Regions from separate parts of the Mus musculus genome. Here region 1 is linked to region 2. Evidence: chromatin loops called from intact Hi-C (ENCODE). Cell type or tissue: left cerebral cortex. All regions are shown on one strand. Links, peaks and the distances in the headings refer to the core of each region. The heading gives the core; the rest is flanking DNA. Region 1 overlaps Egf (epidermal growth factor). Region 2 has its middle 31 kb from the start of Gm35667.

Evidence for each region. Peaks named below come from ENCODE experiments on the same cell type or tissue, not always from the same donor. Only the 100,000 strongest peaks of a DNase experiment are listed, where the experiment ranks them.
Region 1: a loop joins it to region 2, with 4 times the contacts of the local background. A loop is called at or near these places in 5 of 42 quality-filtered maps.

The regions. Positions count from the first base shown.
Region 1 is chr3:129,686,377-129,702,127 of GRCm38, forward strand. Egf (epidermal growth factor) reads right to left here. Exons shown (of 24, transcript NM_010113.4): 17 at 11,342-11,458; 18 at 10,415-10,540; 19 at 6,542-6,664; 20 at 4,395-4,539. Among named protein-coding and RNA genes, the nearest start is that of 6330410L21Rik, 60 kb to the right of the region's middle. In left cerebral cortex, for the core only: no CTCF peak of the experiment used is centred there; no DNase peak of the experiment used is centred there.
Region 2 is chr3:127,994,033-128,009,783 of GRCm38, forward strand. No RefSeq gene overlaps it. Among named protein-coding and RNA genes, the nearest start is that of Gm35667, 31 kb to the left of the region's middle. In left cerebral cortex, for the core only: a CTCF peak has its summit at 8,036 (motif pointing right); DNase peaks (open chromatin) are centred at 8,046, 8,849, 9,069 and 9,827.

The DNA.
Region 1 (15,751 bases), core at 4,755-12,754, 1.7 Mb after region 2:
TCAAGCAGAGGCCCCCAGTGCCCGATTCTTACAAACTCAATGTGCATTGTCTCTAACCCTGTGCCTTTCCAGATGCAGCTTTGTGAGCCTGTGATGTCAGCTGACAGTACAGATTTACCATCAACACTCACAATATTACCACTCACGGGCTTTCCCCTTTTCTCAGCCGGCCTTTGGGACGACGGGAGCTATCCGATGACAGATGAACTCTGGGGCTAAGGTCCCACGGAGGCTCCCTTTCTTTTTTTTTTTTTTTTTTGGTTTTTTTCGAGACAGGGTTTCTCTGTGTAGCCCTGGCTGTCCTGGAACTCACTCTGTAGACCAGGCTGGTCTCGAACTCAGAAATCCGCCTGCCTCTGCCTCCCAAGTGCTGGGATTAAAGGCGGAGGCTCCCTTTCTAAACCAACACAAACCAGGAGACACCTGGAGACAGGTGTCTGGCCAGACCGCAGCAGTCCCAGGTCAGAGGAGAGAACTAGGAAACAGCGACCCTTGTGGAGCCCCAGGCTGTAATAGAAGCACACACACAGGCCCGGCACTGGAAGCAGGGCCTTGGCTAAGGAGGGGCTGTTTGCTTCTGTAAAACTCACCACTAGCCAGAGAGAAAATGTGGAAAAAACAAAACAAAACAAACAATAACAACAAAAACCAACCAGAGACATAAAAGGTGGGGAGCTCTCCTGAAGGCAAAGGGCCATTTGCCTATAAATTCCTCACTGTCCAATGAGCTGGTTACTCTAATTATCAGACACCAGTTTGCTAGCAATGCTCAAAAAGTAAGCGAAGCAATGCTGCCATCTACTGGAAGTGCTTGTTTCTAGAAACTAGATGCTGAGAAACAACTGCATTTTCTTCACACCAAAATTAACTTGGAAAAAAAAAATCCCATTAAAATTCCCTTCTCCTGACTCCACCAACCCATCCACTTCTCCACTTCATTCTAAAAGGACCCGAGGTGGGAAGCATGGAAGAACACTGTTGAACGTTCCAGAAGATCTGGAGTCTCTTCCCTAGTTCTATCCATCGTAAGAAAGTGGAAACTCACTTCCTCCGGAGGAAAGTAAAGGAGCAACACTTATTAGTCACCATGACTGACACCACACTACACATGGTTTTTACTCGCTATTTTTTTAACTTTTTTTTTTAGATGCCCCCTATTATACAGGTAAGGAAACAGACTCAGCATTAAACAATTTGTATGCGGTCACACAGTTAATGACTGGCAGGCCTGACTCGCGTGGTTCTCAGATGTCAAAACATCTATGCGGTCTGCTGCACTGTTGCTTCTCACAGGGCATCCTGCTCTCCTCACCTCTGAGCAGACCATGGAAGAGAGGCAGGAGCTGAGGTGGGGCCTAAAGGCTGCCCAGGCTTCCTGGGGTCTATTTTTAATTCTAGCTCATTTTGGTTATAGCTATTTATTGACAATCCCTAACAGTCATTTGAAAAACAACTGCTGCATGCTAATGGGCTCCACTTGCAAACCCAAGTGATGGGGTCTTGAGCACCGTGCCCAGGGCAGTCAAATGGCCAGTGCTCCTTCAGAGCATGGGGCACGGCCATGAGTCTTTTGGATTATTCAACTTATTAATTAGTTTCGCTAAACCAAACAGAAGGTTCCCTGGATAAATGCATTTGAGTTTCCATGGTCAAACAATATGATGTCACTCTAGACCAAGTAAGGGTAAAGCAGCCTTTTAAGTGAGTTGTGGTCACAAAGCCGCGAGGAGTGGCAGAGCTGAAAGTGTTCTCCAACCTCTCCTGTCCTCAAGAAACCTCACAACCTGCTTGCTGTGGGGGTCGCAGCTTTGACAAAGGCGCATCAGAGGGATGTCTGGCCAAAGCCAAATCAGAAAGAATGAAGACCTCTGAGCTCAAGAGTTAGAATGTCCCAAGAATCCAGACCAGCAAAGTTATAGGGAACCAGTGGGCGTGTGTGGGTGCTTCAGGAGGGTCCCTGATGAACCCGCACTGGCAGGAACCCCCTGAGGTCTGTGGCTGTGGAATTCATAGCCGTGAGGGAGGCTGAAGGGACAAATGGAGGGAAGCTGAAAATTGTTAAACCACATTTTTATCAAATCAATTCAAAATAAAGTAACGCTCCATTGACTGTGGATACCAGCGACTTTAAACACTGCTTTTGGTTAAAGGTCCTTAAATGCGAGGGACGCCTTCAGCTGTAGCCTGTTAATTAAAGACAGGGCCTCCTGTGACCCAGGCTGGCCTTGAGTGGAAAGACCTAGAACTCCTGATTCCCCCACTACTACCTCCTGAGCACTGGGGCTGCAGGTGCTCCTATGTCTCTGCCCAGCTCCAGTTCAGCGTGTTTAAAACACAACGGAAGAAGATGCAGCTGCATAGGGGCATAACAATAAATTCCGGCAGAGTCAGACTGGAGGGAAAACTGCACTATGACAAAATGCAAACCCTTCATACTGCAACAGTAATCTAGGGACCTAAAGCTAACTACCATGAAGGAAATAAGCCATAGACAATCAATGACACATCCCAGTTTTGTAATTTTTGTGTTTGGTATAGTAGGATTAAGTGTGTAGATAAAAACTATTTGATTGCTAACATTAATTAACTATTCATTAAAAGTGAATTATTATCTTATACTTGAAAGCATCTTGAGTTACAAAATCATGGTATGGTAATATAAACTCAAAAGCAGAGTTCTACTAGAATTGAGTCCTTTTTACTAGTATTTCCAAACATCTCCACAATTTTTGTCAAGCTGATGTGATTTTTAATGTAAGACCATACTCAGTCAAAGAATATAGCTTCTTCTTCCTCTAACAACTTACTTTCTTTTCATTATTATTAACAAAAATCACAAAATTGTTTAAGTCCATAACATCCATTCCTGAGGTCCACAGGTCCAGGCATGTGAGACCTACATGTCTGCGCACACCGGCGCAGCCCCTCGCATTGCCTTGAACATGTGAAATTAGTTAACAGTAGGATGTAGCCCTGAATTAAACCCTGCCCACTTGGGTTGAGTGTGGCTATCCGTGTGTAGGTGTGCATGCAGTGCACCTGGAAACCAGAATTTGATACCAGGTGTCTGAGTCCTCTGTTCTCCACCTCTTAAAAGTCCTTGTTTATTTCTTTTTTTTTTAAAGATTTATTTATTTATTATATGTACGTACACTGTAGCTGTCTTCAGACATTCCAGAAGAGGGAGTCAGATCTCATTACAGATGGTTGTGAGGCACCATGTGGTTGCTGGGATTTGAACTCTGGACCTTCAGAAGAGCAGTCGGGTGCTCTTACCCACTGAGCCATCTCACCAGCCCCCTTGTTTATTTCTTTCTGAGTGTAAGTGTATAGATGCCCCAGAGCCTGTGTGCAGGTCAGAGGACAGCATGCACGAGTCTGTCCTCTCCTTCTGCCATGTAGATCTCAGGGACTGAACTTGGGTCCCCAACATGGTGGAAAGAGTATTTATTTGTCCAAGGGGCCTACTGGCCAAACCTTCCACCTCATAATTAGGGTCACAGTCTCTCACTGATCAGCAAGCGCCAGGGATTCTCCTGTCTCCGCCTCTCCGGTGCTGGGGTAAAAGCATTCCCTGCCCGACCTGGGTTTTTATATGGGAGCTAGAGCTCTGAACCCAGGTTCCCTTCCTTTGCTGGAAGCACTTTGCTGACGCTCCCTTCTCCCTAGCCCTGTGTGTAGCTTTTATTATACAGGGAAGGCTTTCATGGTGAGCACCGTGGAGTATCTTAAAGCTCTCGGTCCTCAGAATCATTTCAGGTGAGAGCTTGGCCTGTCACATCACTCAGAGAGCTGAAAGGGGGGCAAACAGCAGCCATGTCTTCCCTCAGCAGCGGTTGCCAAGACAACAGCTATGTCATCCCTCAAAAGTGGGTGCCAAGACAACAATGAAAAGTGAACTACTAAGCCAGGCGTGGTGGTGCACGCCTTTAATCCCAGCACTCAGGAGGCAGAGGCAGGTGGATTTCTGAGTTCAAGGCCAGCCTGGCCTACAAAGTGAGTTCCAGGACAGTCAGGGCTATACAGAGAAACCCTGTCTCAAAACACAAAAATAAAAAACAAACAAACAAACAAAAAAGTGAACTACTAGAAAGAAAACCTTTTTTAAAAAAGCTTTAAATATCAGAGGCAATAAGTTCAGGGTGAATATAGGTGCAACATTTTTATAAACCTAGAATCTGGCTGAAACCAAATTGGTTTGAGTAAATTTCCTACAAAGCTGCCTTCATGTTGAATGCAGAACTGAATTTCTAGACTATGTTCATCCAATTATTTATGTAAAAAGAAAGTCATCAGTGCCCCTAGAAAAATCTCCTCTGTATAAATTTTACAAACTTCCTGAAAGTCATGGACCACACTTTTACCTTGGGCTATCAGAAAGATGCTCAACTCACTTGCATGTGTAGCTGTCCAGTGATTCAATATGCATGCACACGCCACCATTGAGGCAGTATCCATCATATGAGGATGGGCATCCTGGATAACTATTTCGGTCCAAATGGTGGCCATCTTCCCCAAGGAGAGAGGGTGCGGTAGAGTCTGGAATAGTCAAAGATACTACTTTCATTTTTGAGTTTCTGTGAACAACTTTCGACGTGGTCTCTTGATGACAGTGGAAGTCTCAGGAGTGCTGAGTTTCACCCTCCTAAGCAAGCCTGTGTCACCCACCAAAAGCTAAACCCTTCTCTCTCTTGGATTATCATACTGGAGGCAAAGAAGAATGGACAACCCTAAATCTGAAATGAACAACTGGGGTCTTTGTACAGCTCACAAGCTACTCAGCAACACGTAGCTCACTGCCCTCCTAATCTAAGGAGTCACAAACATTTATCCCACAAAATACTTTCTTCTAAAACCAATTCAACTTTTAGGAGGCCCCCCTCAGACATGAGACTATAGCCACTCATGGGAAGTCGATGTTACAGTAATGGAGAAAAGTCAAGATGCCAAGCCTCTTGGTTTTGAATAGTTTCCTATGCCTTAAAGGGAAGGCACTGCTGCTTGCAACTGACTAAGAAGGTTTTCAGCCTGTCCCCAAACTCATGGCAATCCCTCTGCCTCAGCCTCCCAACTCCTGGGATTATAGGCACCAACTACCACATCTATCTTCAATACCTTTTAAAATTATTTATTTATTTATTTATTTATTTATTTATTTATTTATTTATTTATTATATGTAAGTACACTGTAGCTGTCCTCAGACACTCCAGAAGAGGGAGTCAGATCTCGTTACGAGATGGTTGTGAGCCACCATGTGGTTGCTGGGATTTGAACTCCTGACCTTCAGAAGAGCAGTCGGGTGCTCTTAACCACTGAGCCATCTCACCAGCCCTCTTCAATACCTTTTAAGTGGAGAAAAAATTACCCGAGAAAAACAAAACAGTTCACTATAAAACCCAGAGAGCAGGCAAGTATGAGCTTTTCTGTCTGCAGAACTGAGAGGGCAAGCCCTGGCCTGGCTGTCAGGGTCTTTTGTGGGGTGCTGCCTGGGCTGTGTGGGTGATGAAGTCAGTACTGGGGACTGTTTTAAGAGAAACAAAAGCTGGCTGGGTTGCTAATTCATGTCAAGACATGCGGACTTTAAGGAATCAATTTTAAAGCAACCTTGAAAGTAAGCCGGGCACGGTGGCACACACCATTAATGCCAGCACTTGAGAGGCAGAGGCAGGTGGATTTCTGAGTTCCAGGCCAGCCAGGACCACACAGAGAAACCCCATCTCAAAGAATTAACAACAATAATAACAACAATCCTTGAAAGTGGCTCTTCTCCCATCACAGGCCACACTGCTGACAAGCTGCCAGAGGCTCCCTGTCGCCACTCCCCGTGCTCGGCAACCTGGTGCCACAGCCTGCAGTCCAGACTCAGGTTTGCTGCATGTGTAAAATACATACCAGAGGCGTAAGACTCAGTATCAAAATCTAAGCAGATTTTATACAGATTAGCTCTCGTTTTGTTTTTTGGGTTTTAAAATTTTTTTTTTTTTTGGTTTAATTTTGGTTTTTTGAGACAGCGTTTCTCTGTCTAGCCCTAGCTGTCCTCTATAGACCTGGCTGGCCTTGAATTCAGGGGTCTCCCTGTTTCTACCTCCCAAGTACTGGGATTGAAGGCACTTACCACCATGCCCAGCTAGTCTTAAATTTGTATATATGGAAATAAACAAAATATACTATTACAAGTCTAGACATAGTTTTGACCTGTCTAGCCCAGCTAAGTTTTTCCACAGCCTCTGAAAACAACCAACCAGTGGAAAAGGAGTCACAGAGTTAAGAAGAAACCCCTATACTGAACCGTTAGGAGGAGGAAGAAGGGGAGGAGTTAATCATCATCATCATCAGCATCAGCATCATCAGCATCTTATCGCTGATGCTGTGAAATGAACAAAACCAGAATGACCACAAACTCCGCAGTCCACCACCAATCCGGTGGTGAAATCTAGTCTCCAGCCAGATTAAAGAATCCGCAAGGCAAACAAAAGCAGCCTAAGATTTCTTGAACCAAGTTAGTTCCTCACGGTTGATCTGGACCTCGCATCCACCTACCAGGGCAACTCAGTCCGGGCGAGGATGGGCGGCCTGCGCAGGTGCAGTTGTAGCCTCCCTCCGTGTTGGTGCAGGCGGCATTCTCACCGCAGTTGTGCGCCCCCCGCTGGCACTCGTCAATATCTGTCCCAGGAGTCCGTGGGAAGAGAAAGGGGTGCAGGGAAGGGAAGGAAGGGTTACGAATCCACAGAGTCCAGCCGTATAGAAGGTTTCTTCACCTGTGTGGTGCTTCATGTTCAGGGCCCTATGCATGCTGGGGGGGGGGGGGGCTGTCATGAATGCTAGAAATAAAAGATTGCTAGGTCCATGGCTGCACACCTATTGCTGGACTCCCGGGCTCCTGAAAGGCTTTCTTTTCACTTGTAAGGAAAGACATCGAGACTTCTCCAGACCGAAGATCGGTAAAGCACCTCCAGCAAATGGCATTTTATATCCTAAAACTCGGACTTCACTTTTGCAACTAGAAGCTTATTCATTGACATAAATGGCATGTCAGGACAGGCATGGCAGTGCACGCCTTTAATCCCAGCACTAGGGAGAGAAAGGCAAACAGATCTCTGAGTTTGAGGCCAGCCTGGTCTGCAGAGTGAGCTCCAGGACATCCAAGGCTACACAGAGAAACTCTATCTCTATATAGTATGAGCTATATAAAGAACTAGGCCCCTCCTTTAGCCCTGCTGCCAACCCATGTCTGTCTCAGCTGTTATTGCCCAAACAAATAGGTCTTCCCATTGTCTGCACTGAGTTACCTTCAGGAGAGCTGCCTCGGTCTATTCCAACATCTCAGATCTCCTCTGGGCCGCTCCCAAACACCAGAGCCTCTCCTGTTCCCTAGGCCACACAGTGATGAGCCCGTGACTGTGCCACTCAGGGGCAGGCCAGAGGCTTTTCTGTTGCCGACAGCTGTGCTGTCCAGTATGGAGAGACTTGCCCTCTGGGAGTATTAGGCTCTCTAAACTGCATCAAGTCTTATGGTCCAGATGGTGCTGTCAGTTCAAAATACACACCAGAGTTTTAAGTCTTAGTGTGCAAGTTAAAATATAAACATTTAAAATACCAATTAATGGTAAAATGCTAATATTTTAGACATAAAATGCACTAATAAATTAATATCAACTGTTTCCTTTGAATGTTCATAAAATAGCAGCTAGCACGATTAAGAGAGGGAGGTAAAAACAATAGCTGACCCTCAGACTTCATTTCCTGCGAATATAAGACGATTCATCTGCTAATAGAAGGCACTGAGATGCCTCTCCGTACATGCAGACCTCGACAACCAACCACCCAGTGACTGATCCGAGACAGGCTTTGTGAGGAGCTAACTAAGGTTAGACAAGAACAGGAGGGCACCCTGATGGAGCTGCGTCTTTAACAGATGAAGGAGCACCAGGCTAATCACAGAGGAGAGACTGAGGATGCAGTGAGAACGTGGCTTCCAGAGTCAGAAATGGCGCATTCACCAGACCACACCATCCATCACATGGGGCGTAGCCCCAAGAGCTGTGGGGAAGGAGGCTCCTGTGACCTGAGCCGCCCTGTCTGTGCACTGTGTGGTTTCTCTGCTCACACGCAGCCTGTACTCAGCACTGCTTCCCACCACTTCACAGATCCACGACTTGCTCATACCTGGATGCTCCCTGCCCCTTCACATCTCTGTTTAATTAATATGGATTCATTCTCTACAGTCCCACCCAAATGACACTTCCTTTAGGAAACCTTGCCCAAGGCCTCAAGCAGACATTCCCCCCAGTTCTTGGCTTTGTTGTGTTTCTGCTCCTCATGCCGCACATCTGCCTGTGTTTCTCTCTTATCAAAGCTGCCTTTCTCCCAGACCATGGTCTATTGGTCAGCAAGAACTGGCTTCTTCATCTTGATAGTTCACAGTTCCTAAGGCACAGTTCCTTTGTGCCTAATGGAGGCGAAGGCTTTGAACGGCTGTCCTGAATGAATCAAAGGAACTTCTGTTCTTTGTTTCCTACAGTTTTTAATTCTTTCATTTTCTGCAAGTCCTGAGATTGAACCTCTGGCTTCACATGTGTTACACAAGCACCTCTGAGCCACGCCTCTAGCTCTCGAGACAAACCAGAACACCTGCTGTAATCTTGTTAGAAATCCTCTCTCACATTTTTGGTTACGAGCCTATTCTTTTAACAGCTAAGCCATCTCTCCGTGCAGCCAACACCTTTTAGCCCAACACTCAGGGGGCAGAGGCAGGAGGATGTCTGTGAGTTAGAGGCCAGCTTGTTCTACAGAGAGAGTTCCAGGAAAGCCAAGGCTACACAAAGAAATCGTGTCTGGAAAAACCAAACCCATCTAAACCAAAACAACAACAACATCAAGAGAGAAAGAAAGAAAGAAAGAAAGAAAGAAAGGAAGGAAGGAAGGAAGGAAGGAAGGAAGGAAGGAAAAAGAAATCCTCTCTCAACTTGAGCGAACTCATTCGCTCCAAAGCAAAGCCAACGCTGTACTGTTGAAACACTCATGTTTGAGTGTATTTATGTCTATACTTGCAGAAGTTGATCTTTTCCACCTTTATGTGAGTCCTAGGGACTGAACTCGGGCCACTGGGCTTGGCAGCTTTACCCACTAAGCTGTCTTACCAGCACAACGATAGGATGCATATATGTATCATGGATTGAAGCCAATCACCTAGTGTGCTGGCTTGTTTTTTGTCAACTTGACACAGGCCAGAGTCATTTGAGAGGAGACAACCCCAATTAAGAAAATGTCTCCTGCTTACTGAGGTCCAATGGTAGAACATACAAGCATACCCGTGGCTTCTATGATCCTGAAGACCTCATGGACCCAGGCAGGGCAGGGCCATGACCTCCTTTGGCATATTTAATATTAGGAGGTAGGTTAGTAAGAGTGGGAGTCTAAGAGCTTAAGTCTCTGAGAAAATATACCTTCTTCTCTTCAAAAGAAATGAAATATGAAGTCTGTTTGCCCAAAATATCTGTGAGCCTGCTTAATTAGTGCAGTGACATTTTCCTGACTGACTGCCAAATCTGTGCTTAAAAGTGTGTTTTCAGAGGTCTGTGGACTGCACAGAACTAATCTGATAAAGTCTGTCTTAAGCCAGCCAGACCCACAAGTGGGTAGCCATGACCTTCACACGGGAGAGAAAACACCAGCTTGAGTTTACCAGGCATCTGCCCTTTATCGTTTGCTTTTGGAAGAAGGGTAAGAAACCGCGTAGAAGAGGAGCCGGGAATCTCTGGGAACGCAGCTAAGCTGCACGAGGTGAGGGTAGGTAGGGCAGGCCTCCACTTGTGCGGTGCTACTGGGCTCCTGACACCCAGGGCAGCAGAAGACATCCACAGAGTGAACTCCCAGCCCACAGCCCCACCCAGCCCTTAGTGGAGGAGGATGGTTATGAAAAGGCTTTCAATCATTCTGAGCTTGCAATGAAATGTCAGTGCTGGAAGTTCTCATCCACTGAGCCATCAGAAACACCCTACGCCTGCCCGGGAGCCTCCTGTCCCTGTCTTCTTGTACACAGTGGTTACAACACACCCACTCCAGCTTTGCCCTTCACCGCGGTCCGGTGGCTAAACTCAGTAGCAAAGAGGAGCAGACCAACCGATGGCTTACAACATAGAACACTGATGAGCCTTCATCCTCCAGAATGAACTAGAAAGGCAAAGAGGTAGACTTAACCTCAGCAGCTCAGCTTGTACAGTTATGGCCAGGAGATTGTTTCCTAAGACTGATACTACATCTGCCCACACCGGTGACACGACTGGTCTTGACACGTGTTTCACTCCAATGCTATCCTGCCTTCCCTCAGCCCTCAGGAACTACAACTTTTGACAACTTTCTTTAGCTTGCCTCCTCCCCCTCCCTTGCCCACTGGCACCTGGGCTCTCTCACCGAAACAGGAGATCCCGTCTCCTTCGTAGCCTTCTGAGCATCTGCAGACGTAGCCACCTTCAGTGTTGATGCACCTGGACGAGGTGCTGGGGCAGTCCGATCTAGCCAGCACACACTCATCTATATCTGTCAGGGAGATTATGGGCATGTGAAACGTTTTCCAACCTTGGGTCTCGACCCACACAGGGCTCACATCTCACATATCCTGCATATCAGATATTTACATTACAATTCACAACAGTAGCAAGATTACAGGAGCAATGGGATAATTTTGTGGCATTAGGAAGGTTGAGAACCACTGGAAAGAAATAACAAGCATAGTAAGAAAGACTGAGCCTTTGTATAGCCAGCCACTCAGATGCTTCTTGTGAATAAAACGCAAACCCTGCATCTTGGGTTTGAAATTCATTTCTCAGTTAATTTTCATGAAATTACCACCTGTCCAAACAGCTAAGTATGTGTAAGTAAATTACTTTCCTCCAGAGTTTCAGACAAGAAGGACTGACATTTTCTCAGTAATCATTAACTTACTATCAGTATAAAACAGCTATCAATATAAAATCAAAACCTGTCTATCATAATCTATTTGTTTCACTAAAGCATATATACTAGGTTTCTCGGAGGAAAATATCCTATTTATAGGAATCCATAAGTTTGACTTGAGGTCAAATTCAGGTCTCTTTTAGTGTCAACTTCAAATTTTGCTTAATTTTAATACAATTTTAGTATAATATGAGGCAATATATGTAAATATGCCCATGTGTCTCATTTCCTATGCATACAATTCCTTTTTTCCCCACTCTAACATCAAATTATTTAAACCTACTAATTACTTACATCCTTGTGGAGACTTTTAGTTAGTAAAAGTAAAAGGAATGCTTTTGGTTCACGAATTTTCAGATTTGTGCATTTGGCCTTCGCTCTTACCAGAACACAGGTTTCCATCCCTGGCAAACCCTTTCAGACACTGACACTCAGCAGTCTCTCCGTCTGAAACGCATCGAGCATGGCTTCCACACCCCCCGGGACCACAGTCATCTTCATCTGCAAGCAGCCAGAACACATGCAGTTATTTCCAGTCTTCAGAGGAGGAAGTGGACCCCAAGGTCATGGACCAACCGTCCTAGCACCTCCTTCCTGAAGTTGGCGTGTGGGCTAGCCTCCAAACAGAAAGAACTGGTTCGGTCTGTCTGCTCGGTCTGCTCTGCTAGATTTCAAAGACACGGCTCACAGATTGCATGTGCCTTCAGTTGCAGGGTTTTGTGTGCTTGCTGGTTTTGCTTTGCTTTGGTTGTGGTTCTGTTGCTGTTCTAGCTTTTTGACATAGTAAGTAGCCAAGGCTGGCTCTAATGTGAGAACCTCCCACCTTTTTCTCTCACATGTGGAGGTAAACCTCAACCTTAAAGAACTGTTTGATGGCCAGAGAGCTCAGTGCGGACTTGTTTGTCATCTGCACATTTGAACTTCTAATAGAGCTTAAAATGGACTCCGACTTCATCTTACGTGGTATCAATCTATAACTCTAGCCAGCCTTTATAAAAGACACACAACACAGGTATTTTATTTACAAACTGTAAGCCTAGATTGGGTAGGTTTGGAGTTATTCTAACTTCTCAGCCATTTTATGTCCCTTGTTACTTGCTGGTTTTCCTGGCCGTGGTCCATCTCCCCTCAAGGCGGCCTCCTCCACCCCTGTCCTTTCTTCTTTTTCTCTCTCTCCCTGTAACCCTCTCACTTGATCCTTAAGTCCCACCTTTCTCCCTCCACTGCCCAATCACAGGCTCTGACCTTTTATTGACCAGTTAAATTGAGGAACAAGGTTTCCGTAGCATCGCTTGGTGTGCGTGAGGACCTGCTCGTGGGGGACAAGCAGAACTGGAGAGCCAGTATTTACCCTTTGAATACAAGTAACCCACAAGCAATTTTACTCAAAAATCCCTAACCATTGTGACACACAAAAAGCCTATCTAGTCTCCTCTCGAAACACAGACTTGTACGTAGCAAGCAGATCTGTCTCTGACAGAGAGACTGGCTCGCAGAAAGACTTATTGTCAATTTACTAATATCATGTTTCATATCTAATAGGATATATGTCACAGTGTGTGCTTATTATCAAGATTTATGCACTGACTTGTAAGCCTCCTGGCACTTCTGCAAAGTCACGAACCTTACAAGTCAAATGCTGTAAAGATCACTTCATTTCATCCTCCATTGAAGTGCGACTGCCCCGGGGGACAGAGTTGCATGTCAAGTCACAGGCGTGAGCAAGTTTTTCTTTGTTTCTTGCTTTCCTGCTTTAACTCCCTGTGCATATAGTCACTCCCTAAATGCCACCCAGCACCTCCTTTTTTGAGTTGGAATATGTGACATACCACAGCCGGCTATGCACCACTGTCTCTCTAGTCTCTTCACGGGATGTAGGAGAGATGAAAGGAAGCCTTCGGAGCGCCTTTGTAAAAGTTATACATTTTAAGGTGGATCTGGGGGGTAGGGGTGGGGGTGGGCTGGGGCAGGGCGTGACTGCAGACATTAGGACAATTGTGGTTTGGGGATTTGTTTTGTTTTTGATTTTCTTTCTTTCTTTCTTTTTTTCTTTCTTTCTTTCTTTCTTCTCTCTTCTTTCTTCCTTCCTTCCTTCCTTTCTTTCTTTCTTTCTTTCTTTCTTTCTTTGGTTTTTAAAGACAGGGTTTCTCTGTGTAGCCTTGGCTGTTATAGAACTCACTCTGTAGGCCTGACCTCGAACTCAGAAATCTGCCTGCCTCTGCCTCCTCAGTGCTGGGATTAAAGGCGTGCGCCACCACTGTCCAGTGGTAATTGTGTTTTTTGTGTTTCATATGTTTAGCTACTTAACCAAGATTTCTCTTGGGTGAACACAATACCTTCCATGCTTGCTTGGCTACCCCTTATTACTCACAGCTCAGGATGGGTACATTCAAATTATTTAGTTCCCAGATCACAAGGCTGCTGAGAGTACGACTGGACAGTATTTGAGCGCAGCAAACATTGGACAGCACTGTACAACTCTCCTAGCTTAGAACATGATGCAGGACGGTTGCGAACCTGAGTCAGCACTGCATGATGGGAAGCAGCAGCCATACAGTAGGAGGTGCAGGCTGTGACCGCACTGGCAACACTCGCCTGCTTCTCTTTCCCGAGCAGGGATTTCTAAGAGGACCGCTGCTTTGCATGACTGTTCTTGGAAACCAAAGAAAACATGACTGTTTTAAAAAAGCCCTCTGCCAACTAAAATCTGCTATACATAGCTAAATAAAGATGACAAAGAAGGGCATAGTCAGGGCTGTAGACTTGGCTCGGTGGCTAAGAGCACCTGCTCTTTCAGCGGTCCACAGTTCGATTCCCAGTACCCACACGGCTGCACACAGATATCTGTAACTCCAGTCTCAGGGGATTTGACAGGATCAGAAAACCCACGTCACACACAAACACATGTAGACAAAACATTCATATATATATATAATAACTAAAACATTTTAATAATTAAAAAGAAGGGCATAGTGATATCTTAATAATGAGGATTGAGGGTGTAGCTCAGCGGCTCTAGCATGGGCAAAAGCCTGGGTTTGAGCACCAACACTTAAAAGACAAAGCCCCAAATACCAGAAGCAACTCTGGGAACTAAAGTATAAAATTCACTCAGAAGTACCTAATGTGTGCCCAGGTCCTACTAAGTGGTAAAAGTACAGTAATGCAGGATGCAGGCAAAGGCTCTGCTGTCTTATATTGTCTTTGGGGCTAAGTGAATACAAAACCAAACGCAGACGATGATGTAAGTCATCTCTCCCTCACTCCTTGACCCCCTACACCATCAATGTACTCTCTGTCATGTTTCTTCGTCTGCCAATCTCTCTTCACTATGATAGAATCTGCCCTGTGAGCCCGTAGGGGGTCCCTGCTGAGACTGAAAGTGGTCTCTAGCCCACTAACCCTGATGCCTTATTTGATTAAACTTCTGGTTCTCACATTAAGCTGTGACTATGCAGGCTGCAGCTGTATTTAGCATGTCCTGGTATCCCCAGTACTTAATACGACAAGATATGACCAAAAATTAGCCAAATAAATATATTTTTATTTGTGGCAAATTTTTCTGGAACTTCTTAAACAGGAATTAGTTGTTTGGGCATAGTTCTTTGCTTGTGTGTGTGTGTGTGTGTGTGTGTGTGTGTGTAAGTGCTCATGTGTGTGTGCACATGCAGGTGTGTGCAGGCCAGAAGCCAATGCTGGGTTTCTTCCTCACTCACTTTCACCTGATTCTTGTGAGTGAATGTCTCTCACAGTTCATGAGCTCGCTAATTGAAACTGGCTGGCTAGAAGTCCCAGGTATCTTCCTATATCCACATCCCCGCCACTTGGATTACAATGGCAAACTGCCATGCCTGTTTTGTTTTTGTTTTTGTTTTTGTTTTTGTTTGAATGTGGCCTCTGAGGATCCTAACTCAGGTCCCCATGGTTTGTAGAAGCACCTCACCAACTGAATCATCTCTCCAGTCGTATATGATCATCATTTTCAAAATCATTAGTCAAGTCACTAATTAATACACCCCAGTCTTAGTTTTTACATCTATAAAATAATGGGATATGACAGGCATCAAAATACAATTTAAAAATGGCAAATGCTAAAAGTTCATACAAATCTTAGTTATCACCATTACTAAAAACATGTAAAAAATTCTTTACATTATGCACGACGGGTGGGGCTTGCGGCCCTTGAGCCCTAAAATCTGCTCTTTAGAGCACAGAAGTCAGAGGAAGACTTCTGTAACTGTTCTTGCATGGAGGTTTCAAACAGCTTAAAGCCACAGACAGTATGCTACTTAGGGGCCTGAGGATAAAGTTGGGACCCTCAGCTTTCAGGCAAAGAGCAGCGTGTGGAGGCCTCCCTACAATCGCAGTACTTGGAAAATGGAGATGGGATTCTCTGGAGCAATCTGTAAGGAATATATATATATATATATACACATATACATATATATACATATACACACATATGTATATATAGATATACACACACGTATATATACATATATGTAAATATAAATATATGGATTCATAACATAGTACATATAGTTCATATACATATATGACTAAATGTTTTGGAGTCACAGTGAGCCACCCTGAGTGAAGGGCAATGAGCCTTGAGGACAGGGTGGATTTGTAGCCGCTCTAGGGCTCATTAAAATTACTTGCCATACACAGAACAGAACAGACTCTATTATGAACCAAATTACTCTGCTGATAAATGAGCAACATAGACTAAGAATTCTAACTTTTCTGTCTATAGAGTTTCTTCAGTAATTAAAGCAACCAATTGATATGGCT
Region 2 (15,751 bases), core at 4,316-12,315:
TCAAAAATGAAAGTATTGTTGAAAACAATCACTTCCAAGAGGTTCTATAGTTTCCATTACATTCACATAGAAATCTGTATTGTTTTCTTTGTTTCTCATCAAAACTGAAGCAACCAGTCCCTGAGTCATGGAAGTCATGTGTGATGTCAGCTTTATAGACTTTGGAATATGTATGACAGAAGTGGAAGATATTTTAGTTCTACCCCATGTTGGGTAGTTTTTTTTTTAATTCAAAGAGATAAATGGCTTCTTTAGAGAGTCCATAATTTTCATCACAATCTCATGAGGTAGTCAGAAAAATATTATGTGCCTTGATGTAATGAAATTAATAACTTCATATGCTAACTCTAGTTAGAAGACAAACACCACTCCATGTCTGTGTTATGTACGTTCCTGAATATTTGGCTTGGCAAGAAGAGGAGGTTGGAGATGACATCATATCCAGTTAATGCTGCAGAGATATGGGGAGTAAACCAGAGCCCACTCACTGCATATTCACAGGCTTGTCATGAAGTATTTGCAAGTGGTATTTTCTTTGACAATGATAACCCTTTGACATGTCCCAGCAAAGTTTTAGAGAAACACTCAAGTACACGCATACACTAGATAAGCCATTTAAATATTTATGTATCTATACACCAAGAGACAAATCCAGAGAGGGATATCACACACACTACACACACACACACACACACACACACACACACACACACACACACACACACACAGAGAGAGAGAGAGAGAGAGAGAGAGAGAATAAAAATTAATAGAGGTTATAGCAATCCATTCCGAAGAGAGTTTTCTAGAACTTTCTGGATGGCACCCTTAGAGTGCTGGTGCTTCACACAACTTCTCTTGCCAGTTCTTACTGGAGTGTTGTGGGGAAGTTAATGATGTTCTCTTAATATGCAACAACACAACCCTGTTCTAGGTCGTCCTTGTTATTTGATGGAGTGCAGCATCTGGGGCTAATATTTTCTCCAGTGCTTGAATGTGAGGTGCTGCAAGCTAAACCAGACAATTGTGGTTCCTTTCAGGGAGGCCTGTTATGGTATCTGCAGCTAATACATACATTTAACAGTAGGTCACAGTGACGTGAAAATATTAGCATTATGGTCTTTTGCGGGAAGCCATGGTCATTCGCAAATATATTATTTTAAGCAATTTGTTTGCATTTAAAAAGCAGAGAAAAAGTGGCATGTGTTCAAATTCAATCAGTCACTAAATTACTTACCATCAGTGTATGAAGGAAACTGAAATGGCTTGTCTTAGAATCTGCTAAAATAATGAGTGTCTAATAGATAAAGTTTAAAATTATAATCTTTCCTTTGAGCATGGATTCACATAAAATGACATCATCTTGGCTCTTGTTGGATGCAGTAATTCAATTCTCTGTGTTGGACATTCTTTTTTTGTATTCTTTTTTTATAGCATGGAAGTTTTTTCCCCCCAAGCATATACTGCTCTTAGAGATATTCTGACCAGGCAACTCTTTGTCTTTCTATAAATTTTAGGGACCGTATAACAGTTTAACACATTTACCAAACAGACTTTATATGGAAATAATTTTATGATTTGTAGTAAGTTAAAGTTTATCTTAAAACTTTCTGTTTTGTTTGCTAGGCAAACGAATCATGAGGTGATTTAAGAGCCCGAGGTAATGATAACTTAAATAAAAAGCCTAAAGTAAACCTTCTGCTCTAATATTCGTTCACTTTTCCTAAGAGGGAAATCTGGACTATGTTCTGGGGGCAGTGTTTAATAAGACAAAATATCTCTTCATAATGTTATTTTGCTTACATCTGTAAACGTGACAGCTTAAGAGGCCAGTCTAATAACTCTGACAAAGGAATAGAGAAATCTGACGGAGGTCAACGGCTTCCAGCAGGCTGAGCTGGCCTCAGAATTTGCATCTGTGACTTACAGGTCCACGTTTGTTTGGGCCCACCGTTCATGTATAATGTCTTCTTAAGTTTATTTAGATAATTTGTTCCTATCCCTGCCCTGGGTCATTTATTATACCTATTAGTTTCTCTTTCTGAAGAGATTCTGCCAGAATTCCTTAGCTGTCTTTGAGTCTGTTTCTTTTCTCTGGGAATTTAAGATCGGGGATTTTGCTGGTGCAGGATATGTTGAGTCTGCTCTGCCGCCAACTTGTTATCTTTTGCTGTGGACTCGTAGAGGTGTATGCCATTTGGTGAGCTGCTGTCTCCTGTGAGTGGAGGCACATCCAGAAACAAAACTCATGTGCACAGTTAAAACAAAATCTCACACCAAAAACCAACTGAGCAGACTCTTGACTTTATATTGAGATACTTCAATGACTTCTTGGCTAAGGATAGCTTTCTAGGTCTTCAAAAAATTATTTTATTTTTAATCATGCATATATGTGTATGTCTGTGTGTGGGTCCAGCAGAGAGCTGGAGCTGGTGGTATAGGCAGTTGTGAGTTGCTTGATGTGGGTGCTGGGAACTGAACTCAGATCTTTCTATAAAAGCAGCAGGCACTCTTCACTGCTGAGCCATCTCTCTACTTCAGCTATCCACTTTTGTTTTTATTTGTTGTTATTCATGTGGAATATTGGCCTGTAGCCCATGTAGTTCTCTTTCTCTTGTGTCTTTACCTGGTGTGGTAAAGTATTAGAATAATACTGTTTTTGTATGAGTTTGGAAGTATTTCTGTTTCTTTTCCCGCCCCTCCCCTTCCCTCCCCTCCCCTCCCCTCCCCTCCCCTCCCCTCCCCTCCTTTTCTTTTCCTTTCCCTTCCCCTTTTCCTTTCCCTTCCCCTTTTCCTTTCCCTTCCCCTTTTCCTTCCTACCTTCCTTCCTTCCTTGAACAATTTGAGAAGTATCAGCCATTGTACTTCTTTCAGTGTCTGGTTTAATTTTGCTATGCATCCATCTGGACCTGGATTCTTTTAGTAAGATGATTTTATATTTTATTATTTCAATCTCCTTGTCCGTTATGGGCCTATTTAAGCTGTTGGTCTCTTCTTGGTTTAATTTTGGTGATTTGAATGTTTCTAGATATTCTTCCACTTTTTGAAAGTATTCCAGCTCAATGGAGTATGGGTTTTAAAAATAGTCCCTTTCAATATTCTATACTTCTGTGGTATCAGCTACTAAATATATTACTTTGGCTATTCCTCCCTCTTTTCCCTCTTAATTAATTTGGCTACAAGTCTGTCAATCTTGTTGAGTTTTTCAAAGAAGAAAACTCTTCTCGTTTCTCTTTCATCATTTTCTGCCCTTGTTTTTCCTTCTGTCTCCTGCACTTGGACTTGTTTCCTTCTTGTAGTACCAAACTCTTGAGGTACATCATTAAGCCTTTTATTTGTGTTCTTTCTGGCTTTCTAAATAGCATGTAAGGGCTATAGATTTTCCTTTTTGGACTGCTTTTAATGTGTCCCAGAGATTTGGGTGTGTTTTCATTTTTGGGAATTTAAAATTTTCTTCTTGATTTCTTTGACCCACTGAGTAGTGTGTTGTTTAATATTCATGAACCAGTATATTTGAGAAAAATTCTTTTGCTACTGATTTTGAGCTTTATTAAAATGTGAAGTCATTTCAGTTTCTCTGTATTTGTTGCGATATTTTGGGTCTATTTTGGAGAAAATTTTGTGGTCTCCTGAGTTGAGGAGATTGTTTGGTGTTTGAGTAGAAATTTTTGTAGATATTTATTAGGTCCACTTGACATATGAGGTAAATTGGTTCTGATTATTTCTCTACTTAGTCTTTGTTAGATGACCTGTCCATAGAAGAAAGTGAGTTTGAGTTCTTCTGTGGCAGGAAATCCAGTAGGATGCTTTTAATGAAATTTGGTATAAGATTTGGTGCATCTATGTGTAGGGTAATGTCTTCTTGGACATTTGTTGCTTGAATAGAATGAAGTTCCTTTCTTTATCTTTTCTGATTAATTTTGGTGTGAGCTCTGTTTTGTCAGGTATCAGGATAGTGACAAGATTAATCCCTGGTCCTATCTTCTTGGAAGACTTTATCCATCCTTTCACTTTTAAGGTAAGGCATGCCTTTTTTAGATAGAAAAAAGATGGATTGTTCTTCTTAAACCACTCAACTAGCCTGTGCTTTTTTTGATTGGGGAACTGGGGCCTTTAATATTTAAAGTTATCCTTGAGAGGCATGTACTGATTGTTATCATCTTGTGGCTTTCTTGCTGTTTGTTTTCTAACTTTTGTTCTGTATTTCAATTATTACAGTTTCATTTGTTTCTTTCTGTAGTTTCCGGGCTATGATTATTCCTTCATTCAGCCTGAAGTATTGCTTCTAACATTCTCTGCAGGGTGGGTTTTGTGTACGTGAGTTCTTTTAGCCTGTTTGTACTGTGTGAAAAGCTTTTCTTTTTCCTCAAACTTTTGCAGGTAAGTTTTCATAGGTAAAGGCGTTTGGATTGGCACCTGTGGTCTTTAGAATCTGGAGTACAATGCTTCCAGTCTTTCCCCGGCTAAATTAAATACATGCTTAAAAAGGAAGTAATTGTTAATGTTAAACTTATTTCATTAAATTTAATCAGTACTATTTAAAATTATGTTTCAGTATTTAAAGTGGTCAAGACAATAAAAATTTTTTATAGGTTCCTCCATATTGTATAATTTGGAAAATTAGCTTCTTTCCTGTAATACAATATTCTGACAAGATTCTGTTTGTGAGGCTTAAGTACACTTAAGGTGTTTTTTTTTTTTTTTTTTTTTTTTTTTTTTTTTTTGTCTACAAGAGCTTGTGCACATAACTTATCTGAATGGATTTGACGAACAGCTAGATGCCAGGTAGAATTAACACATTTCATCCTGAGTGTTCTGTATAATTAAGGCTTGTTTAAACTGGTTCTCTTTCCTTGCAGAATAAATGCTTAGCTAGCAGGACAATCTGTGATTTTAATGACTGTTTCTCACAGATCTTTGAAGATATATAAAGCCTGATAAATATAAGGGTGTAGAAGCCACCCCGCAGCTGTGTGTTCCGTGTCCGCATTTTGGTTCTGTAGAGTGATGGTGCCTCTTCCTGTTGGGAGTCACTGCTTTATCTATCACTAGGGGAATGGCTAGTGAAGTCCTTTAACCTGCTGGGTAACAAGAGTAATTTACTGAAGGAAAACTGGATTTTTGACTGTGTATTAGATCCTGTGAGTAAATTGTGGGGATTATAAATGTACATATGAAATATATTCCTTTCTAAATTGATGCTTTCTTGGAGTGTATGCGAAGTATAATCATGAACCTGTGAATAAAAATGAAAGCAGAGAATTGCAAGTTGATAGAGATTATTTGAAAATTCCGTAATAGAAAAATAATTATTCCATAACAATCTAGTTATAACGCAGGCAAACTAAAGACAACAGACATATCCCAGTCTTCTTCGAGGCTATGAGCATTTGTGTTGTATATTGTTACAAAAATTATATGATATTCCTGACTTGGGTCTTAAGATATTTCTAAAGAACAAAAAAAGGTATATATGTATTCAGCTTCATCCATGCAAAAGAATAAAATGTCCTGGGGTCGAGGAACATGAGGAGATTTTACAAATGTGATTTAAGGATCCTGTGAAATGTAGATGCAGCAGCCTTGGCCCGCTCAACTTTAAATCTGTTTGTTACACCAGCATAATCTCACTGGAATGCATCTTTGACTGTGCTGATTGGTCATAATTCTGAATTTTCAAGTTTCTCTCTGGCCTAAGCATCTACAGCAGCATCTCAAACACTTTTCTCAGAAGCTACTTGTGTTGGTTTGAATGATAATGGACCTTGTAGATATATTTGAGGACTTGGTTCCTAGTTGGTGGAACTGTTTGGGAAGGATTAGGAGATGTGCCCTTGTTGGAGGAGATGGTCTACTGGGGCAGGTGATCTCTCTCCCTCTCCCTCTCCCTCTCCCTCTCCCTCTCCCTCTCCCTCTCCCTCTCCCTCTCCCTCTCCCTCTCCCTCTCCCTCTCCCTCTCCCTCTCCCTCTCCCTCTCCCTCTCCCTCTCCCTGCCCCCCCCCCCCCCCCGTCTTTCAGCTATGGTTCCAGAGCCATGACTGACTGCCTACTGCTGCCATGCTCCCCGACATAATAGTTATTGATTGTAACCCTTCAGGACCACGGGCTCCAAATTAAATGCTTTCTTTTATCAGTTTCCTTGGTTACAGTGTCTTGTCACAGCAATAGAAAGTTCACCAAGGCACCACTGAGTTGTTCCCCTCCTCTGTCCATCACTGACTGATCCAGTCTTTTCACTTTGATATCCTACCACGTCTCCCTTTTATGTGATCTTGGCAGAGCCTTAAGGCATATTGCTATGTCAGGACACCTAACCTACCAGCCTCATTAGTTTTCATTTCTTCTAGAAAAGCTATTCTACTTTGTTTTTCTTTTGAGACAGGATCTTGCTGTGAGCTTTGGTTGCTGAGCTTACTGTGTAGCCTAGGTTGGCTTAGAACCCATCATTCTTCTTCAGCCTCCTGAGTGCTGGGATCCCAGATAAACACCACGACGCCTGCATATTATTTTTCTGATGTAGGAAGAGCAGGTTCTATTCTAGGTTGCAATAATTTTCATAGACACCTTTTCTTTCCCTGTTCCCTCAAAGGGGAAACTTGTTGGAAGTCCTCTGTATGACTCACATGAACTTTCCTTTTCATTGTTTTACATGTATGTGTGCACGTATGTATGCATGCATGTGTGTATATGTGCATGCATATGTATGTGTATATGTATGCATGCATGTGTATGTATGCATATGTGTATGTATGCATGTGTGTATGTATGTATGTGTGTATGCATGCATGTATATATGTGTATGTATGTGTGTATGCATGTGTGTATATATGCATGTATGTATATGTATGTGTATATGTATGCATCCATGTATGTATGTATGTATGCATGTATGTGTATATATATGTATGCATGTGTGCATGCATGTATGTGTGTATGTATGTATGTGTATGTATGTGTATATGTATGTGTATGTATGTATATATGTTGTGTGTATACATGTTGTTTATACATTGCTAGTTATGTAGTACTACACAGGCTGAGGACCCTGACTGGTGCAGTCCTGTACAGGTCTTGTGCATGCTGTCTTAGTCTCTGTGAGTTCCTATGAGCTTTCCTCGTGTTGATTTACAGGGTCTTGTTTGCTTGGTGTCCTCCATCCCCTCTGGTGCTTACATTCTTTCTGCTTCCTCTTCTGATGACTCTAGAGGGGGAGAGTTTTGATGGAGATCTCTCGTTTAGGGCTGAGTGTTCTGAGATCTTTCATTCTCCATAATGTCTGGTTGTGGGTGTATGTATTTGTGCCTATCTGATGCAGGGGGAAACTTCTCTGATGTTGACTGGGCAACACATTAATGTACACGTACAGCAAAATGTCACCAGGAGTCATTTCATTGCTATATTTTGTTGTAGTTGTGGTTCCACAGAGCAGTAGTATTTGGTTTTGCCTCAGGTCCCTGGATCATCTAGTCTTAGGTTCTTGGTTACCTAAACAGTGCTAGGTATGGCGGCATAGGCTCCATCCCATGGAGTGGGCCTTCAGTCAAATCAGATATTGTTTGGTTATATTCCCACATGCTGTGTGCTGCCATTTCTCTAGCATTCTTATGAGGACACAACTGTAGATCTGTAGGTTTTGTAGCTAGTTTAGTGTTTATCTTTTTCCTTTGGTGGTATGCAGAGTACCTTCACTGTAATTTATCTGAGACAATGCAAAGTTTTTATTAATTTACACAGGCTCTCATTTGAGACTCATGTGTAATTTAGCCTTTGGTATTTTATCTTAAGCTTAGTTACTATTACAGGAGGGAAGCACAGTAATGTGAGCTTGCATGCACCCAGAACTAGCCGCAGTTGATAGCAATTTTACTTTAAAATTCTAAGCAATATAGGAGTAGAATTGCATTTAACCCACAAGCCAGCAGCTCACAGGGGATCAGTGGTAAACTGTGAAGCAATGTTCTAAAATTTCATTTGGGATGTAAATATACTTTCTAAATTAAACTACTTATAAGGAAATCAGGGATTCCTCATCTGGCCACTAGGTGTCAGGAAAGCTCCATTCTAGAAACTTCTGGTGGGGGAAGGGGACACGGTGTAGTCCATTTGAGGACATCTGCTGTTCACAAAGGTAAAGCAAACAAAGTAAAACACAACAACAACAATAACAATAGCAACAGCAACAGCAAAGCCCAACCATCTTACAAATACACAGACTGCCCAGTGAAGGGCCTTACGCAGAGGACCAGAGAACTAACACCAGTCACCAACGGTGCAAAAGTCTACTTGTGGCCACAGTGGTAAGTCCCTCCTTTTGTTACTATGTTCTATGTGTCCACACACATAATAATGGTGTCCACAGTGGCTCCTGGGTTCCTATTTCCTCACATCCCACCTGGTGGTGCGCCCTCTCAGATGACCCTTTTTGTCGTTTTGGGTTCACGGGTTTCCTCTGGCAATTGGGCAGTTAACTGCATGAAGGGCAGTGGGTTATAAGGTCAAGCCCCCACGCCTCACGTTCCAGAAGGTCTCAAATAGACATGGCTTCCCGTTTACAGTCTTACTTTTCAGCAATATATGTCACTAAAGATGGCTGGGCCTCAGACCCCCACCTCTCTCTATGCTTTCTACAGAGGATGCACAGAGAACAACTCACGTTTGTTTGTGTGCATTTGGACAATGCCTGGCTATGAAGACTCTTACACTGGAGAGAGTCTCAGCACATCATTGTAACATAACTGTGTGGAAAGGATAAATAAAAGAGGGAGCTGGCTGTGTGGTGACTCCTGAGGGAAAGCCAGGATGAGAGCAAGGGGAGAGCCCTCGCCCATCTTGAGTGTAGTTCCGTGGCTTCCGGGGGATTGGTGAGGGTGCTCTTGCCCTGCTTACGACGGCTTTCAGAAGTTTTCTGTAAAATTTGAACAAAAAGACTGAAGATGAGACACACAAAAAAGGGAAAGTCTAGTGAGTAAAAGGATTTACTTCAATAACTCCCCAAATCCTACCCCCAAGTGCGAGGATCATCTCAGTGCTGCACAGCCGCGAGCGAGCAAGCGAGCGAGCGAGCCGGGCCCTGACACTGTGGTGCGAGACCATGATTCATACGAAAGGCAGCATAATTACTGTGAAGAGCAGATTGGATTTCCAAATGAGGAAAGCGCATTCTAGTTCTTTCTTGGCTACGGATAAACACAATTGATTTATGATGAATATGAGGGTCCTGGTTATCTGGCAAATGTATTGTATTTCATGTCGAATAAGCTTAGAGATTTTTTTTTATTTTTTTATTTTTTGCATGTCTACATGAAACCCAATCTGTGCACAACCAGGAGAGCCCGAAGGAATGGTGGCTGGAACTCCTGATGGATGGGAGGAGTGCCACACCGGGCACTCCAGAGGGCAGCATATCTGCTTCCCACCAGCAGTGAGACCACTGTGTGCCTCAGTTTGAATAGCAGAGAAGCGTAGGTTTATATAGCTACTTATCTATTTGTTTACAACTTAAAAATGATGTATTTGACAAATGAGCTTCTGTTTTCTTCAGAGGATACTGAGACTATTTTCTCAGGTCCTGCCTCTCAGGTGATAGCACTCCACAGTAGCTTGCTTGCAGCTCACTTCCAGCCCTCCTCCCGGGGGGTGGGGGTGGGGGTCTCAGATGTGTTTTGGAGAGTCCCATCACTATTGCGTTTCAATGCTGGGAAGAAATTTTGTTAGAGATAGTTCAAAGGCAGAATCTCCATCTTCTCTTAGATTCGTTGCTTCTGCACTGAACTGACAAACCATCTCTTGCTTCATTGGAGCCAGTTCATCCATCTGTTCTTGGCAAGGTGGGTGGTGGGTACACTCAGAAATCTGTCGGATTTCCTGAGTTGGAGTCCCAGCAAGATCAGGTATAAGAAAAGTGACTTCAAACAACCTATTTAATCTCCCCGTTACTTGGTTTTTCTTGTCTTTAAATCTCCTTGGTTTCTTACTGTGATTTATTTATTTATTTATTTATTTATTTATTTATTTATTTATTTATTTATAAATGCAGAGGTAGTTGTCTGAGAAACAGTAAGTGTGCTTTTTGGTCTTTTCAGTTAAAAATATGGCTAATTTATTCTATGTGTTTGAGTGTCTTACCTGCAGGTATATATGGGTATGAACCATGTGTGTACCTGGTGCCCATGGAGGTCAGAAGAGGGCATATTGGTTTCTTGGATCTGGAGCTGTGAGCCACCCCATTGTACACTGGGCACCAAACTCAGGTCTTGGTAAGAACAGAGAGTGCTCTTAACTGATGAGCCATCTCTTTAGACCTCTGCTGTTGGATATTTTCAACAGACCTTGATAAACTGAAGATAGGAGGCTGGAGAAACTTTTTGATCATCTATTTAAGATCTCCTATTCTAAAGATTCAAGGGCAAATGCTTGCCTGGGGGTGGTGACGCACGTCTTTATTCCCAGCACTAAAGAGGCTGAACAGGAACATCTCAAGTTAAGGGTCTGTGGGAGCTACAGGGAAAGGGAGGGCAGGAGCCAGAGACTGAAGTGTCAGAGACTGTTATTTAAAGTCAGTTTCCATAATTTTTTAAAAGGTTGTTCCTCTACCGAGTCACTCTTTCTTCTATAAATAGTCATTCAGAAGAATTGTTAAATCTCCTTTTACTTTAAGAAAATACTTGTTGTGATAAGTGCCAAAGGGACATTAGGAATTAAAGTAGAGTGAATTACGTAATACAAGACAATTGCATTTTAGCATCTACCACAGTTGGCTTAGTGGCATTACTAGCCTTAGGTGAGCGAGGCTTGTTTCTCTTCTGTGTGAAAAGAAATACAGACAAGAGTATCCAGGGCTTTTCTGATATCTATTACAGCCAGCAGGCACCTGGGCTCTTTTTACCACCACATGTCACCATTTTGTAAATGGCTTTTATCTTCAAAGTCACCTTGCCTGCTAAGAGAACAGCTTGGGGTTAATGCTTTGCCTCCCAGACTGCAGGAAGGAGGAGGAGAAGAAGAGCAATGGTGTATGTGTGTGTGTGCAGTGCATGTGTGTGCATGTATGCATGTGAGTGCAGCGTGTGTGCATGCATGAATTCTGGTTGTGGTGTGGTGTGTGTGTGTTCATGTATACATATGTGTGCAGTGCATGGGCATGCATGCATGCGTGCATGTTGTATGTGTGTGCATGCATGCATGGTGTGTGTGTGTGTGTGTAGTTGGTGTGTAGTGTTGATGATGTGTGTGGTTCATGTGTGGTGTGCAGTATGTTTGGGTGATGTTCTTTCAACAATCTTCTAGCAGTCAGTCCTCTACCCTTTTTAATGGTTGTAGCTCAGTAGCTACAACTTGGACACATGTCATACAGTGTAAGACGTAGAACTTAGACACACATCATACAGTGTAAGAAGGTAATGTGCTTTAACAATTATGGATGCAATTGAGAGGGTTGTTCAGGAAAGAGGGGTACTAGATATAGGATAGGGTCTAGCTATCTCTACTACAAGCAGAGCTTCACTTCACACCCCCATCCCTCTTCACATCTCCTTTTCTCCTGTCTGGAATTCATGGCAGCCTTGGTCTAAGACAAGCCATGCACTCTTGTAGGAGAAAGGAATGCTTTTTCCCTTCTAAAAGGATGCTGCATCTATGTATTATGTCTTGCTGGAAAAAAAAATCAACTCACTGTGGATTAAAAGGAAGAGAAAGGTGTTATAACTGACAGTGGTACTTCATGGGACTCAAAGCTAAGATGGAAGGAATTCCAAGGAAGGCCAAGGTCTGTGACCGTGTTAGAAACACAAGCAGCCTGTCTCAGTTGACCCTCGCACAAGAGTCTTCTTATCCACTCAAGATCTGCTTTCTTTGCCCTCAGGGTCACCCCAACAGTGAGAGATGACATAGGGGTGTGCTCTTAGGGTCACCCCAACAGTGAGAGATGGCATAGGGATCTTCCCTCAGGGTCACCCCAACAGTGAGAGATGACATAGGGGTGTGCTCTTAGGGTCACCCCAACAGTGAGAGATGGCATAGGGATCTGCCCTCAGGGTCACCCCAACAGTGAAGGGTAAAAGGGGGATGCTCACCCTGCTTTTCCGAGTTACACATTCCTCTTTCTCTGACAGAGGCAGAACCTACTCTTATTGATTCTTCATCATTTCTCAATTACAGCGACTCAATGACTCTGACTGAGAAACTGCTCAGAAGACTAGACCTCCAAATGCCACCTTCCGGGGTGCTTTGGCGTCTGTGACTTTGCTTGGCCTTGCACACTGAGCACACTTCCACCCGAGTTCTTCTCTTGCAAAGCCATGCATTTGGACTCATTGATGTCAAGTGATCTGGTGGTTACATGGCCCTGTGACTCCAAACACATGTGCTCCTGAACACACTAACTTCTCTATGATTCTTCCCTTTCTTTGGATGAGTCTTAGTGCCCATACTAGATCCTAATTCTGCTTTGCCATGATGTTTTTTTTTTTGAAACTTCTGTCTTTTTATTAAACAATCTATCATAGGCATTTTCTATATGAACAAATATCTATAACATCAATCAATTTATATAGTTATTTACCCTAAGATTATTATTCACCCATATGTTTAAAGTGTTTCCAATATTTCTCTGCCATAAACAGGATATAGTATACATTCTTCTAATTTAATTTTTACACACATCTTTATTTTTCTTTTTTTCTTTTTTTTTAGTTTCCTAACTTTCTTTTTTTAAATTTTTTTATTACGTATTTTCCTCAATTACATTTCCAATGCTATCCCAAAAGTCCCCCACACCCTCCCCCCCTACTCCCCTACCCACCCATTCCCATTTTTTGGCCCTGGCATTCCCCTGTACTGGGGAATACAAAGTTTGCCTGACCAATGGGCCTCTCTTTCCATTGATGGCCGACTAGGCCATCTTTTGATACATATGCAGCTATAGTCAAGAGCTCCCGGGTACTGGTTAGTTCATAATGTTGTTCCACCTATAGGGTTGCAGACCCCTTTAGCTCCTTGGGTACTTTCTCTAGCTCCTCCATTGGGGGCCCTGTGATCCATCCAATAGTTGACTGTGAGCATCCACTTCTGTGTTTGCTAGGCCCCGGCCTAGTCTCACAAGGGACATCTATATCAAGGTCCTTGCAACAAAGGCTTGCTAGTGTATGCCATGGTGTCATTGTTTGGAGGCTAATTATGGGATGGATCCCTGGATATGGCAGTCTCTAGATGGTCCATCCTTTTGTCTCAGCTCCAAACTTTGTCTCTGTAACTCCTTCCATGGGTGATTGTTTCCAATTCTAAGAATGAGCAAAGTGTCCACACTTTGGTCTTCGTTCTTCTTCAGTTTCATATGTTTTGCATATTGTACCTTATATCATGCTATACTAAGTTTCTGGGCTAATATCCACTTATCAGTGAGTACATTTCATTTGAGTTCTTTTGTGATTGGGTTACCTCACTCAGGATGATGCCCTCCAGGTCCATCCATTTGCCTAGGAATTTCATAAATTCATTCTTTTTAATAGCTGAGTAGTACTCCATTGTGTAAATGTACCACATTTTTTGTATCCATTCCTCTGTTGAGGGCTTTGCCATGATCTTGTTCTTTGTTGTAAGCCCAGTCTGTTTATTCATCCATCTATCAGTCCATCCATCCATCCATCCATCCATCCATCCAGTAACTTTTCCTCCTCACATCTGCTGACAGTTAATTATACATTTTTACAATGTTTGCCACCCAAAGCTCTTGTTTCTTATGAGTATTGTCTTAAGTAATACTCTCACAATATTTTTTTTTTGGTGAAATCTCAGACATCTTAGGTGTGTTATTTACTCTACTCATTTATTCTCTACATTGTCCCAACAGTCATCTTAAATTCCTAAGTATGATTATAACACTCCCCTACTAAGAACTTACCTTTTACCTTCAGAACAATGACCAAAGTCCTTGCTAGCCATAGAAAGCTGTTTGTCATCCCCCACACTTATCCAATCTTGTCTCTACCTCTCTGTTGGCTTCTGAGAGACATTTGAAAGGCCAAAGCAACAGTAAATTGACACCTGTGTGACATTGCATATGCTCATTAAATCTCTTCACAGTGGACACTCTCATCCAGCGCTGTACTCTGAACAAATCTCTCCTTGCCTTAGGAAGTCAACTCAAGCACCATTTCTTCTCTCGGCAGCATTCTGTTCACTCCTTTATACTCCCCCCACCCCCCATAGATGTTATTTTTTTCCCTTGTTGAAGAACATGAGATGGGTATTTGAGAAGGCAGAAAAGCAAACTACAGCAGATGGTATCAGAGTCCAGGATGTCCCTATGTAATAAAAGGATTCAATCAGGCATATGACTGACAGAAAAAACGTGAACTTGACATCCCTCAACTTCCTTGTATAGGATTTCCATGGGAAATACCAAAGATTTATATACAGAATGATATAGTGGGTACCATTCAATCCCTGTAACACACCCATTCTACTATAAGATTGTAAAAAGAGTTAATGAACTTTGATTTATTTTTTTCTTTATGTGCTGAACACCTATCATGTAGCCGGCGATATTTTGATAGGATCAAAAAAAATGCTGTTCAGAGATAAAAATCAGAATTAGATACAAGTTATAACTCAAGTGTGCAAAAATGTGATAATCTTTGCTTCCCTATAATTAAGGTAAGTTTACTCAATCTCATCATTTTTTTATTGTTGATGATGATTACCAATTCTTTACTGTCAATGTAACACTTTTTTGCTAAGCTTTAGGTTTTTTTTTTTTTTTTGCTAGCAACAGTTAATTATAATTATATATGTAGCTAAGACATTGATTATGATTCTGTGGTTACAGTCATCTGGAAAGAGTAATACATACATATGCATATGTTATGTTTTTCTGGAAATACTCCCTGTGGCTCCCACTAATGGGGGTCACTCTTTCTCCTGATCATATTCATAGATCTTAGTTTCTGCTGCTAAATTCACACTATCTCTTGGCCTATAGATATTGTCCAGTATTACACAGCTTTTGTTTTGTTTACTTTGTGAACACTTTGCTAACAGAACTTCAGTTTATTTCATGTTTATTCTGCATCCCGCAGGCTTTTGACTCCTAAGTTGTGTCTGTTCTCCTCGTGGTTAGGATGAACTCTTTGATGCCGTATCCGTATTATTCTGGGGTCCTGGAGCTCTTGGGGAAACTTCCAGGCATAACTGTCTACACCTCCTCAGATACCACTTCTGTAGGTACACTGTTGGATGAAAGACTCCAGCTGGCTACTGGGTTGTACTCTTGCTAGCCAGGTGATCATCTTTCACTTATGGGATCCGTTCTTCAAATACCTTGGACAGATCCCAACAAAAAGGGACCACCAGGAAGCACTCTAAGAGGACATCTAAGGCTTCTATCTGTCCAGGTCAAGATGGCTCCTTACCTAGTCCTTCCTTACAGCTGTCACTGACCCCAAGGAGACTGAGCTTTAGACATTCACTCAAATTGCTTCCACTATTCACTCTCAAGTGACTACCATCAAGCCTTCCTTCCCACCTTAGTTTCCCATGGAGCTGGAGAATGGCTCCTATGAAACTATATTTGATGATTCTGGTGCAGACCTTGCGATCCCAGGCTTCCAGTCTTGGCCCTGAACATTCTAGCCAAGCTCTTTGAGAGTAGGGTTTATTTTTCTCTTCTAAAAAGTCTTTCTCTAAATTCTTCTAATGTATATTTTAATGTATATTGGTGTTTCATCTGTATGTGTGTATGTAAACACACGTGTGCCTG